2 separate regions of the Mus musculus genome follow, and region 2 is linked to region 1. A link is a loop called in an ENCODE intact Hi-C map of the cell type or tissue named here. Cell type or tissue: left cerebral cortex. All regions are shown on one strand. Each heading gives the region's core, and the rest is flanking DNA. Links, peaks and the distances in the headings are about the cores only. Region 1 has its middle 15 kb from the start of Rps18-ps4. Region 2 has its middle 34 kb from the start of Gm34087.

Evidence for each region. Peaks named below come from ENCODE experiments on the same cell type or tissue, not always from the same donor. Only the 100,000 strongest peaks of a DNase experiment are listed, where the experiment ranks them.
Region 2: it touches region 1 in a loop (2.7-fold over the local background); 1 of 42 quality-filtered maps calls a loop at or near these places.

What each region holds. Positions count from the first base shown.
Region 1 is chr13:97,762,206-97,770,546 of GRCm38, forward strand. No RefSeq gene overlaps it. Among named protein-coding and RNA genes, the nearest start is that of Rps18-ps4, 15 kb to the left of the region's middle. In left cerebral cortex, for the core only: no CTCF peak of the experiment used is centred there; DNase peaks (open chromatin) are centred at 4,781 and 6,279; H3K27ac peaks cover 1,953 bases.
Region 2 is chr13:97,652,626-97,660,966 of GRCm38, forward strand. No RefSeq gene overlaps it. Among named protein-coding and RNA genes, the nearest start is that of Gm34087, 34 kb to the left of the region's middle. In left cerebral cortex, for the core only: no CTCF peak of the experiment used is centred there; DNase peaks (open chromatin) are centred at 4,237 and 4,552; H3K27ac peaks cover 1,624 bases.

The DNA.
Region 1 (8,341 bases), core at 156-8,155:
TTAATTTGTAGAACGTAAGCTGTCTTTAACCTGACCTCTCGCTCTGCACACTTCCCTCTCTACAACTTTCTGTGGAAGGGCTTGCTGGCTTCGTAGCCCAGCTACACAGGATGTCAGTAGATTGGCATCTGTGCGGTTTGTACGGCTTTCCTCTTACCCCTCCCCTCCAGTTGACAACATACCCTGACTTCAGATCACCTTTAGCCTTTACTCACCTGTTCTGATTTCTGTATGAGAAACAGAGAGCTAGTCTAAAATGCCATGATAACCATTGTCTAACATCTAGGATCCAGCCCGGTGTCTGTGCAGCCCAAGCTTGTGCTCCAGCACTGTGGGACTATCCTCGGCTGCAGCCACCACTGTGCAGTTCTGGTGTTGAAAAATAGTGGATGCTTTTTTCACACCACACCCCAAATCCTTGACCCAGTGGTTCTCAACCTGTGGGTCATGACCCCTTAAGGGATATATATATATGTGTGTCTATATATATATGTGTGTGTGTGTGTGTGTATATATATATATATATATGTATATATATATGTGTGTATATATATATATATGTATATATATATATATATGTATATATATATATATATATATGTCTAATTTACATCAAGATGGCTGACAGTAGCAACATTACAGTTACTAAGTAGCAATTTAATATTTTCTGGTTGTGGTGACCACGGTATAAGGAACGGTATTGAAGAGTGACATCGTTAGGAAGGTTGAGAAGCACTGTGCTTGGCGCCTGCTTTGTGGCTAACCTTGCTCTCCATGCTTCACCTACCGAGACCCCTCAGACTAGGCTGACAGCCTCCCAGTGGCACCAAGGTTATTCTCCATGTCCATGTTTTTTTTTGTTCCAGCTATAATTTTATTCTGACATTTCCCATGAAATAATAATGTTAACAATTCCAGGATGGTAACTTAGTTTATTCTCGATCAAGTCAATAATTAATCTAATTATACTTAACATGGACTAACCTAATGCTTCTGAAATAGTTTTAGGTTGAAATTTTTTTTCCTTTACTTAGTCATAAAAATAATTTTTACTCAACAGCCTTTTCCAATAAAGAACAACATATTTTCTGTGTCTTAGGCTTGCCTTTTGCCCTGTGAGAAAAAAAAATGAATAATACGTTTATAAAATTACCAACTCTATCTGAGAGTTTGGAGTTGATATAACCCTTTACTTGCCTGCCATCTCAGTAGTATTTCACCGATCTCTGTCACACAGCCTATGTGCATATGAGAGTCCCGCTGCAGGAAGTTAGGATAATTAGCCTGTGAACTTAAGAGATCTGGCTGCAGTATATGGTGGGATTCAGGCGGGCTGAGTCCGCACTGAGTTTCCAGTGTCCCTTGCCCATGTGCTGGACTAATTTATACTCAAGGGTAAAAATTAAGGTTACCTCTTGGCAGCCCGCCAGACTGCTGCACAGGTTCAAGCTGGGGCTGTAGGTTGCAAAGATGCAATCCTGTGTTCTCCCTGTTCATGCTGTGTGGTAGGAAACTTGCTTCTAGGCTTTGTACTTTTGTCTCAACTGCCCGTACCACGTGACTTTTATTGGAAGGTTCATTCATGGACTTAAGTGTAAATAACTCTTGAATTGAAGGCTCAAATTCATAGATTTTTTTTCTTCTCCCGAGTTACAGGCTTGTTTCAAGATTCCTGAGAACCTCACGTCTCTGCAAAGCTTATCTTCAACAAGTCCCTAGAGATTTCCATTCACTATGACCTTGGGGTCCGCCAGTGTCATAACAACACACTGAATCGCAAATAGTCACCCCCAGAGAAGGGAGGGAGAACTGTCCTCTCTTAGGCTTCGTTTGGCTTTTCTTATGTCTAAAATCTCCTGTGACTTTCTTTCTTCCCATTGGTCTCTTAGCTATAAAAAGACCCTGAAAGACTCCTTTGTTAGAAAGGCCTATGGATGCACAAAGAGCCTCATTTTAGAAAGGCTACAGAGACCTGAGTTCCTGAGGAGGCTGAGTCACATACATCAGAACTCTTGCACTCTGCCCACCATGATGTCATGCCAGGAGCAGCGTTTCAGCTGCCCCGTGCTATCTTATTTGAGTCGTTGGCTGGCAGCCCCACCGGCCAAACCCTTTGGCCTTCCTTGTAGAAACCCGTCTGTAACTCTGGACAGCTGTTGTCTCCTGAGCTCCCGGGGTGATCTGGCAATGAAAATATCTTCCTCGAGATAGGCCATCTCAGCACACCACAAACTACTCATGACAAAGTAGTAAATTTTCCATTTGGGATGGAACAAATTATTTAAAATGATAAAGCAGCAAGCTTGTCTCCATTAAGAAATAAGGTATCCATCTGAAACTTTCACTTTAAGAGTTATGAATGTAGCTCAATTGCTAGAATGCTTGCTTAGTGTGCACAGAGCCTTGGATTTGACACGCCCCCTCCAGTACCTTATGAAAAGGGTACCATGGCTCATGGATGTAATCTCAGCACTCAGGAGGAAGACACAAGAGGATCAAATGTTCAAAATCATTCTCAGTTACATAGCTAGTTACATGCCAAGGCGAGCTACATGAGACTCTGCCCTAAAAAGGGAAGAAAAGGAAAATTCCTATTAAATGTGTTCAACTCGGTTGAAAAGAAAAGAATATCCAAGTTTCCTTGTGACTACCATCCACGAAATGTTCTTGTGAAGTGCATTCTATCTTCAGAAATAGAAAAAAATGTGTAGCTTTAAGTCAGTATGGGTGATGTCAATAAGCAGGAACATACATGAGCAGTGTAATGAAAAGGAGAGATGTGACAAACGACTGTGACTGGCTCGTTCTCCACTGCAGAAGACACTGAGACATAGCTGACTGAGTTAAATGTCAGACCTCAGAAGCTGTATCTCATCTAGAGGGCCTAGCCAATAATACTTGTTGAGCAAATATGGAACCAAGAAGCAGATGAGAGCCATCAACTCTAAGAGCAAATCATAACGTCTAAGCTCCTCAGAGGCATGCTTCCTTCTGCACATCCTGGGTCCAGGCCCCTAGAACTGTCACTGAGAAGGGACACTGAGGACGTCCCCATGGCTGAACTTTGCAGTGGGTAGCAAGAGGCATTTCCAAGACCTTCTCTGAGAGGCAATCGTGGTAATGCTTGAGAGCACGAAGGGTCAGGGAGGCACATGGAGCCGATGGTTCCTTCACACATGCTGACTGTAATGATGAGCCGGGTCTGTGTCAGTTGTAGTTAGAGAAGACGGGGTTCGTGGCCAAACATTGGATCTCAATCATGTTTAAAAGGTGAAAAATGTGTTCCAAGAGGAAGGTGGGGATAACAGATGGAAATGGAAGGTGAATATAATCATAATATAGTGTATATTTGAATAGAACTGTCAAAAATTTAGTGAATTTTGACAGAATCCAGGTACCACCATTTTTTAAAGCACCATGTTAGTTCTCACAAAATACAATCACATGTCATATAGAAATACACGCCATAAGTCCTAACCCTAGTTTGTGTGAAATGACTAGAGAGGATGTAACTAGAGGCTTTCTTGTTGCACGTTAATTCAGTGAATCTCAACCTTCCTAATGCTTCAACCCCTTAATACAGTTCCACATATTATGGTGACCTCAACCATTAAATTAATTCGTTGCTTCTTAATAGCTGTAATTTTGCTACTTTTAGGAACCGCAATGCAAATATCTGTGTTTTCCGATGGTCTTAAGTGACGCCTGTGAAGGGGTCATGCAGTCTCCAAAGGCTGAGAACCCCAGCATTCATTAATTGGTTGCATGTTACACATTATTGTACAGACTTAGCTATGTTATTTATATCATGGTTATAAATTGGTAAGCTCTGTTATGAAATGGCATATTTCTGCTTGCAGTTTTGCTGCAACTGTTTTCTCAGATAACGATGGATTTTCATGATTATTTGGGTACATGTTTCAACCTCCTTTCTGCTTATGACAGATAAACAGTTTACTTAAGTAAGGGGTTTTGTTTTGTTTTGGAATGTCTCTATCATATAAGAATTTGGTCCATGCCATTATTTGATCTCATGATCTGGTTCTACCTAGGGCAGTATCTTAAACAACACAAAACTTGAGGCAATCGAACCAACTGCTATTTTGTATTTACAAAAGACTCCCAGAAATAATATTTTAAAACCCAGTGAATTATACAGCTCCCAACACAAAGAGACTTAGTTGTCATAATTAATTGTTATAATTAATTCTGCAGTACAATTTTGTTTGCAAGGGTCATCTCTTTTAGCAGTTGTATGAACAGCTAACGTACTTACAGGAGATGGGGGCATCTTGTGATCCTCCTGAGAGGGCCCATGACAAACAAGCTAGAAGAATCAAGGGACTGACAACGGAATGAAGAATTTGTACTTGGGAACTTCACAGGTCATGAGGTCTATACTTTTTATGTATAGAACACAAAGCAGACAGGAAGAAGGCCAAGGTTTTCTGGGAGTGTTGTCTTCTACAATTTTCTTCAATATGAACCACACCCTCAAAGCCTAGAGGGCCAGGGAGATGACATGAATGATGGCCATCCCTGAGGAGGTGACTGTGCAAACTAGAGAGAACAGGTTCCCTGAAGAGGTAGCCTGCACTCAGCTCCTGCTAGGGCCAACATGCAAGAGTTGGGTCTTGGAATCAGCTAGATTTTCCACTTGTTCAGAAAAGGTAGGAATCATAAATCGTCAAAGTGCTACACCTGAGTTTTAAACCCTAGAAGATAATCAAAAACCACTGTGCTCTTTAAGCCAAGAAACCCCACGGGTGGAGTCGATTCAGCCCACAGGCCTCCAACTGGCAGCTTCCACCTTCACAGGCCCTTGCAATTCTCTTGACACCCACACTTACCACTCTTTATGTTCCATTGTTACAATAAATCCATATATAGTGAAAAAATGATTTGTCTTGTTACCATGGTAGCTTCCTTCTTCTTAATAATGAGCAAAATGCTCTGTATTTAGACAATGCTAGGAGCTGAGAATAGCTCCGTGGTTAAGAATGACTACTGCTCTTGTCAAGGGCCCTGATTAGGTCCTCACATCCATGTTGTGTAGCTCGTGATGGCATGTAACTGCAACTCCAGGGGATCCAAAAACCTTTCTCTGGACTCTGTAGGCACATCTCTCTCTCTCTCTTTCTCTCTGTATCTCTTTCTGTCTCTCTCTGTCTCTCTCTGTTTCTGTCTGTCTCTCTGTTTCTCTGTGTCTCTCTCTTTGTCTCTCTGTATCTCTTTCTGTCTGTCTCTGTCTGTCTCTGTCTCTGTCTCTGTCTCTGTCTCTCTCTCTCTCTCTCTCTCTCTCTCACACACACACACACACACACACTATAAGAATAAAACAGTAGCTAGGGTAGGGCTTTGTGAGTTAAACGATATAACCAGTAATTGCATTTTTTTAAGGAAGTAAGCTATTCTGCTTTAATTCTATCCAGCATAGATCAGTTTTAGAAACATTTCTGGATCAATATAATCAGACAATTTAGCTGGATGGTAGTGGTGGCACATGCTTTTATTCCCAGCACTGGGAGTCAGAGGCAGGAGTATCTCCGAGTTTGAAAATGGCCTGGTCTACAGAGTGGGTTCCAGGACATCCGGGGCTACTCAGATACACAGAGAAACCCTGTCTGGAAATATGAGAGAGAGAGAGAGAGAGAGAGAGAGAGAGAGAGAGAGAGAGAGACAGAGAGAGACAGAGAGAGACAGAGAGAGACAGAGAGAGACAGAGAGAGACAGAGAGAGACAGAGAGAGAGGAGAGAGAGAGAGAATGAGACAACTTATCTTTAAACATCTTCCCTTTAATTTAAATCCAGTGCACATCTAAAGAAAATACAGTATGTCGTTTCTGGTTCATTTACATTAAATCATTAAGATTTTGTTTTATGGACTCCTTTTGATGTCTGAAATGCATTTGGAATGTATTCAAAAGCATTTTAATCTTCTTCCTCTGTAGTCATATTTTGACCAACATAAACAAGTTCAAACACCAGAGGACTCTATTTCTAGGCTACAGCCCAAAACTTGCAGCCCATGAATTCTACACAGGACATAAATGAATTAATTCTTCTCTCCCTAATTACTACTATCTCCCATTGATTCTATCCCAGAGAGATGATGAAATCAACTCATCAGGCCCAGAATTCCCGTCTTTATAATCATAAGTCACAGAATCTGTCCATTTTAAGTAAGAATGCTGAACTGAGGCTGGATCCTTGGATTGTTAAAATAGCACGGATTCGGTCTTAGAGCTCCTGCAAGCTCCTGCAAGCTGTTGCTGAGAGCGCACACTTAATGAAGGCGGAGAAGATGATGTGCCAGATGGGAAAGGAATATATATTTATGAGATGCTTCTTCATGAAGGGAAGATACATGCCACTTTCTGTTCACATTCAAACAGACAAAATAGGTCTTCGGTGAGAGATAGGGCTCTCCCCACATTACCGAGCTGTCACTTAAAATACAGTTTTGATTAATATCACTTGTACGTTGAATACTGACTTGGTTTCTTCCCTTCCAGCAGGAAATGCAGATCCACTGGGGATACAGGCAAAGAACACATGTAAACCCTTGGGAATGGGCCCTGATGAAATGACCCAACTCATGATTATTCCTCACTACTTCCTGACATCTATTCCTCAAATCCCCAAACTAACAGTTCTCTGAATTTATGGTTCATGAAAATGTTCAAGGGGTTTTCAGATCCCCTCTCCTGGCTCCCCAGAAAGTGCGGAAGGGAGGGATTTCAAAGATGTGCACCAGCGGGTCAGCCAAGGTTCACTCCTTGAGATCTTGCAGATATTTATTAGGAGTTCATGGGGGTGGGGGGCGCTCATTTCTCTAGACATGGATGGATTTTCCAAAACAAAAAAACTGCAGGTACTTTTAAGTCTGTGGCTAGACTGAGCTAAGCTCCTCTCTGGTGATAGGATTATTCAAATGTAGAGTGTCTAGTTTACACAGCAGACAGGGAGTACAATAGGATAGGAAGTGGGGAGTGGGCCAGCAAGGTTTATAAGGAAAGGACTCTCCCAGGCTGGGGAGGCAACAGTTATATGACTCCATCATCTCCATGAGGCAGGCTCTGATGACTTACATGAAGCTATGGGAGAGTGGCTCTCTGAAGCTCATCTGGACACGCAGTGGGGGGAGGAGGCAGGTCATCCTCTTGTAAAAGGATGTGCACATTGATACCTTAGACTCTTTTTGGGGGGTGGGGTGGGGAGTTGACTTTAATGGGGTTGACTATGTTTATAAAGACTCAGCCAGAGCCTTGGCGAATGCCTTCTGCAATGATGTAGACAAATCACTCTGATAGGGACTTGGCTTTCCAGGGCATCCTCGTGGTTTGTTCTTCTATTTGTCTTCTCATACACTGCACAAACTCACCTTATACTATAGTGGTGGAGGTAGGGAAATGCATAGTTTTTTGTTTGTTTGTTTGTTTGTTTTTGATTTGCAGACTCACTTGGATGTGGCAATCAAAGATATGTGCTTCTTGGAGAATTTAAATTTTTTACAAGAAACTAAATGTGATGTGTATCCCCTAGATTTCCTCACTATGATCCTTATAGAAGCAAGCTTTAGGTTAACAGTGGACCATATAAGTGACAGTGGTCTCGGTGATGGTGTTGGAAACCGATTACCACACAGTGATGCTGCAGTCATCTGGGATCATTGAACAGTGAGTTGCTCACATGTTTGTAGAAATGCTGATGTAGATGAGTTTATTGAGCTGCCAGTCATGGAAAATATAACATCAGCGATTTTGTTCAGTGCCTAACACTGGATAATAGGAAGTGGCTGCCACTGGCGTAAGTATTTACTACTGTGTACTTGTGTTGCCATTTTGAAGTATACACTTCTGTTTATGAGTAAGTCAACCATAAAATAGTATGCTCAGGCTGGTGAGATAGCTCAGAGGGTAAAGGGCTTGCTCTGTAAGCCAAGCAGCCTGAATTTGGACCCTGGAACCCACATAAAAATGGCAGGAGAAACTTGACTCCACAGGTTTCTATCACAGGCTACCATGGCACATGTGCCTAAACATTGTGCATATATACACAATAATAAAAATGTTGAAATTGTGCCTCATAATGACCACAACAGCTTCACTAGTCTCTTATGTTCTCTTGCTTTTCCCTTGTACCACGGAGACATTCTAAGTGATGGGCTCATAGCATCTAAGCTTCATGGAATCACTTCATGATATTCCCATAAACACAAACTAACCTAAGGATATATTGACCAACTTCCTGTTACCTATTCATTCATAACTATACCCTGTTTTTTATTCCTATCTGATAGCACACCTACTGTTGAGCACGAATCTCACATGTTAGTTTT
Region 2 (8,341 bases), core at 278-8,277, 110 kb before region 1:
CTTCTGGTGGAAGGCCAAGGCTATTTTATGGATGTGTTGGGATGTTGTTTATGGGAACTCTTTGGAGATGAGCTGGTCTAAGTTCTGAGGTGTCAGTATGAGCTCAGATCCTCATCTCTCCATAATTCTCTTCATGTTGACTGCTGACTCCACAAGACTTCCTCTCAACCTCTCTGTGGGCTCAAGCAGCCCATCTCCGTTCTGATAGCTATTGGCTGTCACCGAAAGATGGCTTAGAGACACGGTCCAGGTTTCCTGTGACTCTTCCTTGGCCATCCTGTGATGGTCTTGTGTTGGGTTTACAGAAACCAGACAAGAGAAGGTGAAGGGACCTCCTAGATGTTCTTCAAGGGTGACATAGTCATAGCTGCTGCTTCCTGGGAACTTACAGTTGTGTGTGAAGTCAGTAGGGACAATGGTGCCATCAGAAAGATGGGCTCTAGATGGTCCATCCTTTCGTCACAGCTCCAAACTTTGTCTCTGTAACTCCTTCCATGAGTGTTTTGTTCCCAATTCTAAGAAGGGGCAAAGTGTCCACACTTTGGTCTTCGTTCTTCTTGAGTTTCATGCGTTTAGCAAATTGTATCCTCTTGGGTATCCTAAGTTTCTGGGCTAATATCCACTTATCAATGAGTACATATTGTGTGAGTTCCTTTGTGATTGGGTTACCTCACTCAGGATGATGTCCTCCAGGTCCATTCATTTGCCTAGGAATTTCATAAATTCATTCTTTTTAATAGCTGAGTAGTACTCCATTGTGTAAATGTACCACATTTTCTGTATCCATTCCTCTGTTGAGGGGCATCTGGGTTCTTTCCAGCTTCTGGCTATTATAAATAAGGCTGCTATGAACATAGTGGAGCATGTGTCCTTCTTACCGGTTGGAACATCTTCTGGATATATGCCCAGAAGAGGTATTGCGAGATCCTCCGGTAGTACTATGTCCAATTTTCTGAGGAACCGCCAGACTGATTTCCAGAGTGGTTGTGCAAGCTTGCAATCCCACCAACAATGGAGGAGTGTTCCTTTTTCTGCACATCCTCGCCAACATCTGCTGTCACCTGAATTTTTGAGCTTAGCCATTCTGACTGGTGTGAGGTGGAATCTCAGGGTTGTTTTGATTTGCATTTCCCTGATGATTAAGGATGTTGAACATTTTTTCAGGTGCTTCTCTGCCATTCGGTATTCCTCAGGTGAGAATTCTTTGTTCAGCTCTGAGCCCCATTTTTTAACGGGGCTATTTGATTTTCTGGAGTCCACCTTCTTGAGTTCTTTATATATATTGGATATCAGTCCCCTATCTGATTTAGGATAGGTAAAGATCTTTTCCCAATCTGTTGGTGGTCTTATTGACGGTGTCTTTTTCCTTGCAGAAGCTTTGCAATTTTATGAGGTCCCATTTATCGATTCGCGATCTTACAGCACAAGCCATTGCTGTTCTATTCAGGAAAATTTCCCCGTACCCATATCTTTGAGGCTTTTCCCTACTTTCTCTTCTATAAGTTTCAGTGTCTCTGGTTTTATATGGAGTTCCTTAATCCACTTAGATTTGACCTTAGTACAAGAAGATAGGAATGGATCAATTCACATTCTTCTACATGATAACCGCCAGTTGTGCCAGCACCATTTGTTGAAAGTGCTGTCTTTTTTCCACTGGATGGTTTTAGCTCCCTTGTCAAAGATCAAGTGACCATAGGTGTGTGGGTTCATCTCTGGGTCTTCAATTCTGTTCCATTGGTCTACTTGTCTGTCGCTATACCAGTACCATGCAGTTTTTATTACAATTGCTCTGTAGTACAGCTTTAGGTCAGGCATGGTAATTCCACCAGAGGTTCTTTTATGCTTGAGAAGAGTTTTTGCTATCCTAGGTTTTTTGTTATTCCAGATGAATCTGCCAATTGCCCTTTCTAATTCGTTGAAGAATTGAGTTGGAATTTTGATGGGGATTGCATTGAATCTGTAGATTGCTTTTGGCAAGATAGCCATTTTTACTATATTGATCCTGCCAATCCATGAGCATGGGAGATTTTTCCATCTTCTGAGATCTTCTTTAATTTCTTTCTTCAGAGACTTGAAGTTCTTATCATACAGATCTTTCACTTCCTTAGTTAGAATCATGCCAAGGTATTTTATATTATTTGTGACTATTGAGAAGGGTGTTGTTTCCCTAATTTCTTTCTCAGCATGTTTATCCTTTGTGTACAGAAAGGCCATTGACTTGTTTGAGTTAATTTTATATCCAGCTACTTCATTAAAGCTGTTTATCAGGTTTAGGAGTTCTCTGGTGGAATTTTTAGGGTCACTTATATATACTATCATATCATCTGCAAAAAGTGATATTTTGACTTCTTCCTTTCCAATTTGTATCCCCTTGATCTCCTTTTGTTGTCTAATTGCTCTGGCTAGGACTTCAAGTACAATGTTGAATAGGTAGGGAGAGAGTGGACAGCCTTGTCTAGTCCCAGATTTTAGTGGGATCGATTCCAGCTTCTCACCATTTACTTTGATGTTGGCTACTGGTTTGCTGTAGACTGCTTTTATCATGATTAGGTATGGGCCTTGAATTCCTGATCTTTCCAAGACTTTTATCATGAATGGGTGTTGGATTTTGTCAAATGCTTTCTCCGCATCTAACGAGATGATCATGTGGTTTTTGTCTTTGAGTTTGTTTATGTACTGGATTATGTTGGATCCATCCCATAATCAGCTTCCAAACGCTGACACCATTGCATACACTAGCAAGATTTTGCTGAAAGGACCCAGCTATAGCTGTCTCTTGTGAGACTATGCTGGGACCTAGCAAACACATAAGTGGATGCTCACAGTCAGCTATTGGATGGATCACAGGGCCCCTAATGGAGGAGCTAGAGAAAGTACCCAAGGAGCTAAAGGGATCTGCAACCCTATAGGTGGAACAACATTATGAACTAACCAGTACCCCGGAGCTCTTGACTCTAGCTGCATATGTATCAAAAGATGGCCTAGTCGGCCATCACTGGAAAGAGAGGCCCATTGGACTTGCAAACTTTATATGTCCCAGTACAGGGGAACGCCAGGGCCAAAAAGTGGGAGTGGGTGGGTAGGGGAGTGGGGGGGGAGGGTATGGGGGACTTTTGGGATAGCATTGGAAATGTAAATGAGGAAAATACCTAATTTTATATATATATATATATGAGCTCAGGATTCCTGATAGCATCTGAAGTAAATCTATACTAGTGTTCACATAATATGACTATATTATGTAGAAGACTTGGTAGGAAACAAGAACACTGTGTGCTTCAGCCCTAAGTTGACATCTACAAACTGTTAAAAACCAAACCAAACCAAACCAAACCATAATGCACTCACTGTCCACCTGGATATGTATTTTCTCATTACAACAGATTTATATTGGAGTGTGATGTCATTGAACGAAGACTTGGTAAGCTTCACTATGCTGCCCCATGGGTCTTCTAACTTCCTTTTGCAACTGGCATCCATTCATTGATATTGACGCCAGGAATAGACTTGGCTGCCCTTCCTCTTGTTTGCTAGCCCCTGCTTACTCCCAACTTTTGTCTACCCTGTTGCTCTTTCACAGGACTCTTGCCCTCTTAGAACTCTACTTACTGCTTTCTCTAGTCCCTTTACATATCTCCACCTACCGTCAACTCTCAAGCATTTTCCTACCCCATGCATATGTGTCTGTCTGCCCCTTTCAGCCTGTCTAGTGAGAACAAAATCTCATTAGCTAGTCTTCATCTTTGCTCTGCTGTAGCCTACGAACTGTCAATGAGTTTGAGGTTTTCGTCAGGTACTTCATCCTGTCTTAATGATCATTGGTCAACATATATGGGCCATTTCAGCATGATTCTGCCTAAGGACCTCCTCAGAAGAGTGAGAGACATGTCAAACTTTCTGAGCTTTGGTCAGACCAGTACCCTGACTCCATCCTTCATGGGCTGTGGTGGTTTGAATCTGAATGACCCTCACGAACTTATGTGTTGGCCCATAAGAAATGGCTCTATTAGAAGGTGTGACCTTGTTGGAATAGGTGTGATCTTGATGGAGGAAGCATGTCACTGTGGGGTTATGGGGCAGGCTTTGAGGTCTCCCATGCTAGAGCTTTGCCCAGTGTGGTACACAGTCTCCTTTTGCTGTCCTCAGATCAAGATGTAGAGCTCTCAATCCTCCAGCACCACATCTGCCTACGCACCTCCTTGTTTCCAGCCCTGATGATAATCAACTAAACCTCTGAAACCATATGCCAGCTCCAGTTAAATGTTTTCCATTATAAGAATTTCTGTGGACAGAAATTTCTGTCTTCTCACAGCAATAGAAATCCAAACTACGATGCAGGCTGACTTAAAATTTGATCAATGTACCTTCAGCAAGTGTTCATTTCACTGGAAATAGATGCAACCAAACTGTACACTTTCATCACAGATGGTTACACATGATAACATATTTAAACCAAGATAGTGTTCTAGGTTTGAATAAAAGAATACAGCAGAAAATGTGAACATCAGAAAAGCAGAAGGAAGGTGACTGAATCACAACTGTGGCCTACATTTCAGTTATCTACTGTTGTCTCTCAAATTATGCCTGAAGTCCACTGCAAAGGCAGGGACTCCACAGGTTCCACGGGACAGAAGTGTGGGTAGGATGCGGTGGACATGACTTGCACTTGCTCAGCAGTGTCTGGTACTTCATGTAGGTGGACATAGACCAGTTGGATATAAGACTCACCCAGGGGCTTCACTTGAATAACTGGCTCCTGGGCTGGGTTGGCACCAAGGGTCCATTAGAGACCTCTGTACCGTCTCCCCAAGTAAATTGGAATCCCTTAACCATTCCAGTGAGAAAGATGAAGGTTGTCTGGCCCCGTGTAGCCTGACCCTGCAAGTTGTGTAACATTAGTCCCACTATATTGCACTGGTCAAAGAAGGCTCAGCATCATCCCAGAGCCACAGGAAGGAGAGAGATGGGTCTTACTTCTTAGTGGGAAGGTCATTGAGCAGTGTATCTTCATCATCAGAAGGTTCCATCAAAAATAAAATTTTTTTTCCTTAAGGGCCACCTGTATTTACCATTATAGAAGGCCACCACCCTCCGTGCTGGCAATAGTTGTTGACAATAACATGTTTTTTCAGGCTTCTACCTCAGGATCTCCACGGAGAGGACAGACAGGCTCCATCCCTGACTTCACTTGTCAAAGGCAGATCTACATTTGTGTGGACTCATCAGATTTTCTGAGGCTCTGATGGGACCTAGGGAATATAGCAACATGTAAAGAAAGCAATTGCAAACCACACCAGGGCATGACTGCCAAAATTACAAACGAAACCTCCCTGGGGTAGAGCTTTTGTATCTTGTGTCTGCCCCCAATTTTTTTTATAGAATCCCCCTTGTGAAATGTGTGCTGATCTTTGGTTTGGGGGAAATTTCAGTGTTACTTATGACCCTGTATTTGCCCTCAAGTCTTTAAGATCTTTCTCCCCTTCTTTCTCTTCTGTCTGTTTCTCTCTTTGTGTTTATCTATCTTTTCCTCTACTTCACTCTCTCCCCTATTCCCCCTCTCTCCCCTCTCAGTTCTGTCTGTCTGACTCTCTCTCTCTCTCTCCCTCTCCCTCCCCCTCCCCCTCCCCCTCTCTCTGTCTCTCTCTCTCTCTTGCTAGGGATCAGTCTCAGGGCCTCATACATATTAAGCAAGTAGTACTCTATCCCAGTCACACCTTAATACTACTCGTCTCTTTTAAGTTTGAGGTATTTAGCACACAGTGATACACAAGGGAACTTGGGCACTCCAAATTCCTCAGGTCTTTCCAGAAAAAAAAAATCATCGTCTCAATCTACATGGAATTCTCAATCAGTGTGGCTTTAGGAATAAATCATATTTCTCTTACTGTGTAATTGGTGTTGTTCAAACGTGTGCAGACAAACCTTGAAGAGCATATATTAGTTGTTTAATGTCCTAGAGGTTCAGGCACAGGAGACAGAGGAAAGGGTTTGTGATTGCCTTGGGTACATGAGCTGCTCTGAGATTGCATGTCCTATCTCTCGTCACTGTCCCTTCTTACTGGATCTGGAAAGCCTGCTAGGTTAAGAGTTGGTCTGTTGTTGTCGAGGTAGGCATGGCATTTAAGACTTGGCTGTAGTTCTAATATTATGTTTCTAAAGACAATAAACGTTTTAAAAAGTGGGTAATCTCACCTGACTTCTCCTAGTTGTGGGGACAGGGGCACAGGGGAGCAGGAATGCTTCTTCTGCAAGCACGAGGACCTGAGTTTGAATCCCCAGCACCATACAGAGCTAGACATGGTGGCATATGCTTTTGATCTCAGTACTTGGGAGGCAGAGGCAAGATTATCTCTGTGAGTTCAATGCCAGGCTGGTGTACACAGTGAGTTCCAGAACAACTGAGGCTTCATAGTGAGACTTCACCTCAAAATCAAAAATCTCAAAACAACAAAAAGAATAAAAAATTGGGGCATGGTTATGTGTGCCTGTACCAGCACCAGAAGTAGAGATAGGCAAATGGTGGGTCAGTCAGCCAGGCCAAAATGGCTAACTATTAACGTAGTGAGAAGTGCTGTCTCTAGGCAATAAGGTAAACAGCTAGGGGAAGACACTCAATGTTCTCCTATGGCATCTGCAGGTTTACATATGTGTGCACACACTCACATGTATGTACCATAGATTGATCCCCCCCCTCTCTCTCTCTCTCTCTCTCTCACACACACACACACACACACACACAAATATGGGAATGAAGCATTTAGAAGTTGGGCTGCTTTACTGTTTATTGTAATAGCAGCTTCAAAGACCCAGTGGTTCATGATCTGTAGCAGAACTGAGCTATAGCAACACTTTCCTGACAAATTGACAACTTGACCTGCAGAACCAGCTCAGCACTAGCTGTGAAGATCTCTCATGAGCAGATTAAAAGACCATGTTCTTCCAGGAACATTGATGTTACATATCACCAGGATGAGAGCCCACACCCATCAGGGCTGTGGTGAGGATGACAGGTAGATGACAAACTCTGAATCTCAGGCCCTCCAGGCACAACAGACCCAGCTTTCTAAAGGAGAGCTTACGTTTATCTGTGTGGTTTCATTTCTGTCTGTGTGTCTGCCTGATGATAGACACAGAGCCCAGTTGTTTGGTGTCACGGTTCTTCATTATTGTCCTTTCTACTTTGGCCCTGCTCTCTCTTCAATCTACTTAATTCCATTCTGAGTCTCACTTGCTTCTTCTCTATCTTCTAACAGATAACTTCTCTATTTTCTGATGGCACCAACTTCATTCTTCTATAAATAACTCCAGAATTTTATTTCCTTTGAAACGCTCCAAACACTTCTGTTCTCATTCACCGAGGCAATGCATCCTCTGGATTATAGTTCTCCTTCTTACATCCATGAGCAATAACTTAGTAAGATGCCCACAGTACAAGGGAGAGATGCCTTTCCTCCTTCACCCCTGCCCCAACATCTGTCCCATCTATGATCTGCTGGAGCTCCGGAAAGGACTGGTCCTGTGGATCTAAAACGACAGGATCTCCATGACACAGGGCATCAACAGAATGTGTTAGAGGAGTTCCCATGAGGATCAAGCATCGAGAGTATGGTGGAAGTCAGAGGCCTCAAACCAGATCAATGACTCATTGCAATGGACATTTGCAAGTAAAGATGTGTGGAGGATATACTGTGTAACACACTGCGAGACACTTTAGCTTTCACAACAAGATTTTATTTTTAGTCTGTCTTGCTTGGGGGAGGAAGAGGTTGCAAGGGCAGAGGGCTGATATGATGTGGAACTGTATGCATGATATAAAATTCACAAAGAATCAAAAAAAGTTTAAAAATATCCCCATGATACCCTATTAAGAAATTCTAGGTTGCAAGTTTATTAAGGCCCACACTGACTTTATAGTGAATTTTTCTTTATTCAAGATCATCTTAGATACAACAGGAGTACAGCCCTTGAGGCTGATTAACTTATTTTCATTTTGTGAGTAAAATATAAATGACATCACATCTTTCAAGTCCGCGCTTTTGCTTGGAATGAGATAGCTTTCATCTCTAGTAAATGACTTAGACATCACAGGAATTAGAATGTGAAAATTATTGTGTTTATAAGTATTTTGGCATATCAGAAGTCTCAGTCATTTTTATCATTGTTTACACATAGGTCCCCCTGGCCCCCTGGACTCCAATCCCCCCCATACCCATTTCCTCTTCTATGAAGCCTGAAGCTGCTAGGCTCCTTGATCTTCAGGTTCTGCAATGTTTGCTCATTTCTTTAGCCTGACCTCCCCTCTCTTTTTCATCTGATCTGCTTATGATCTTCCCCTCCCCCA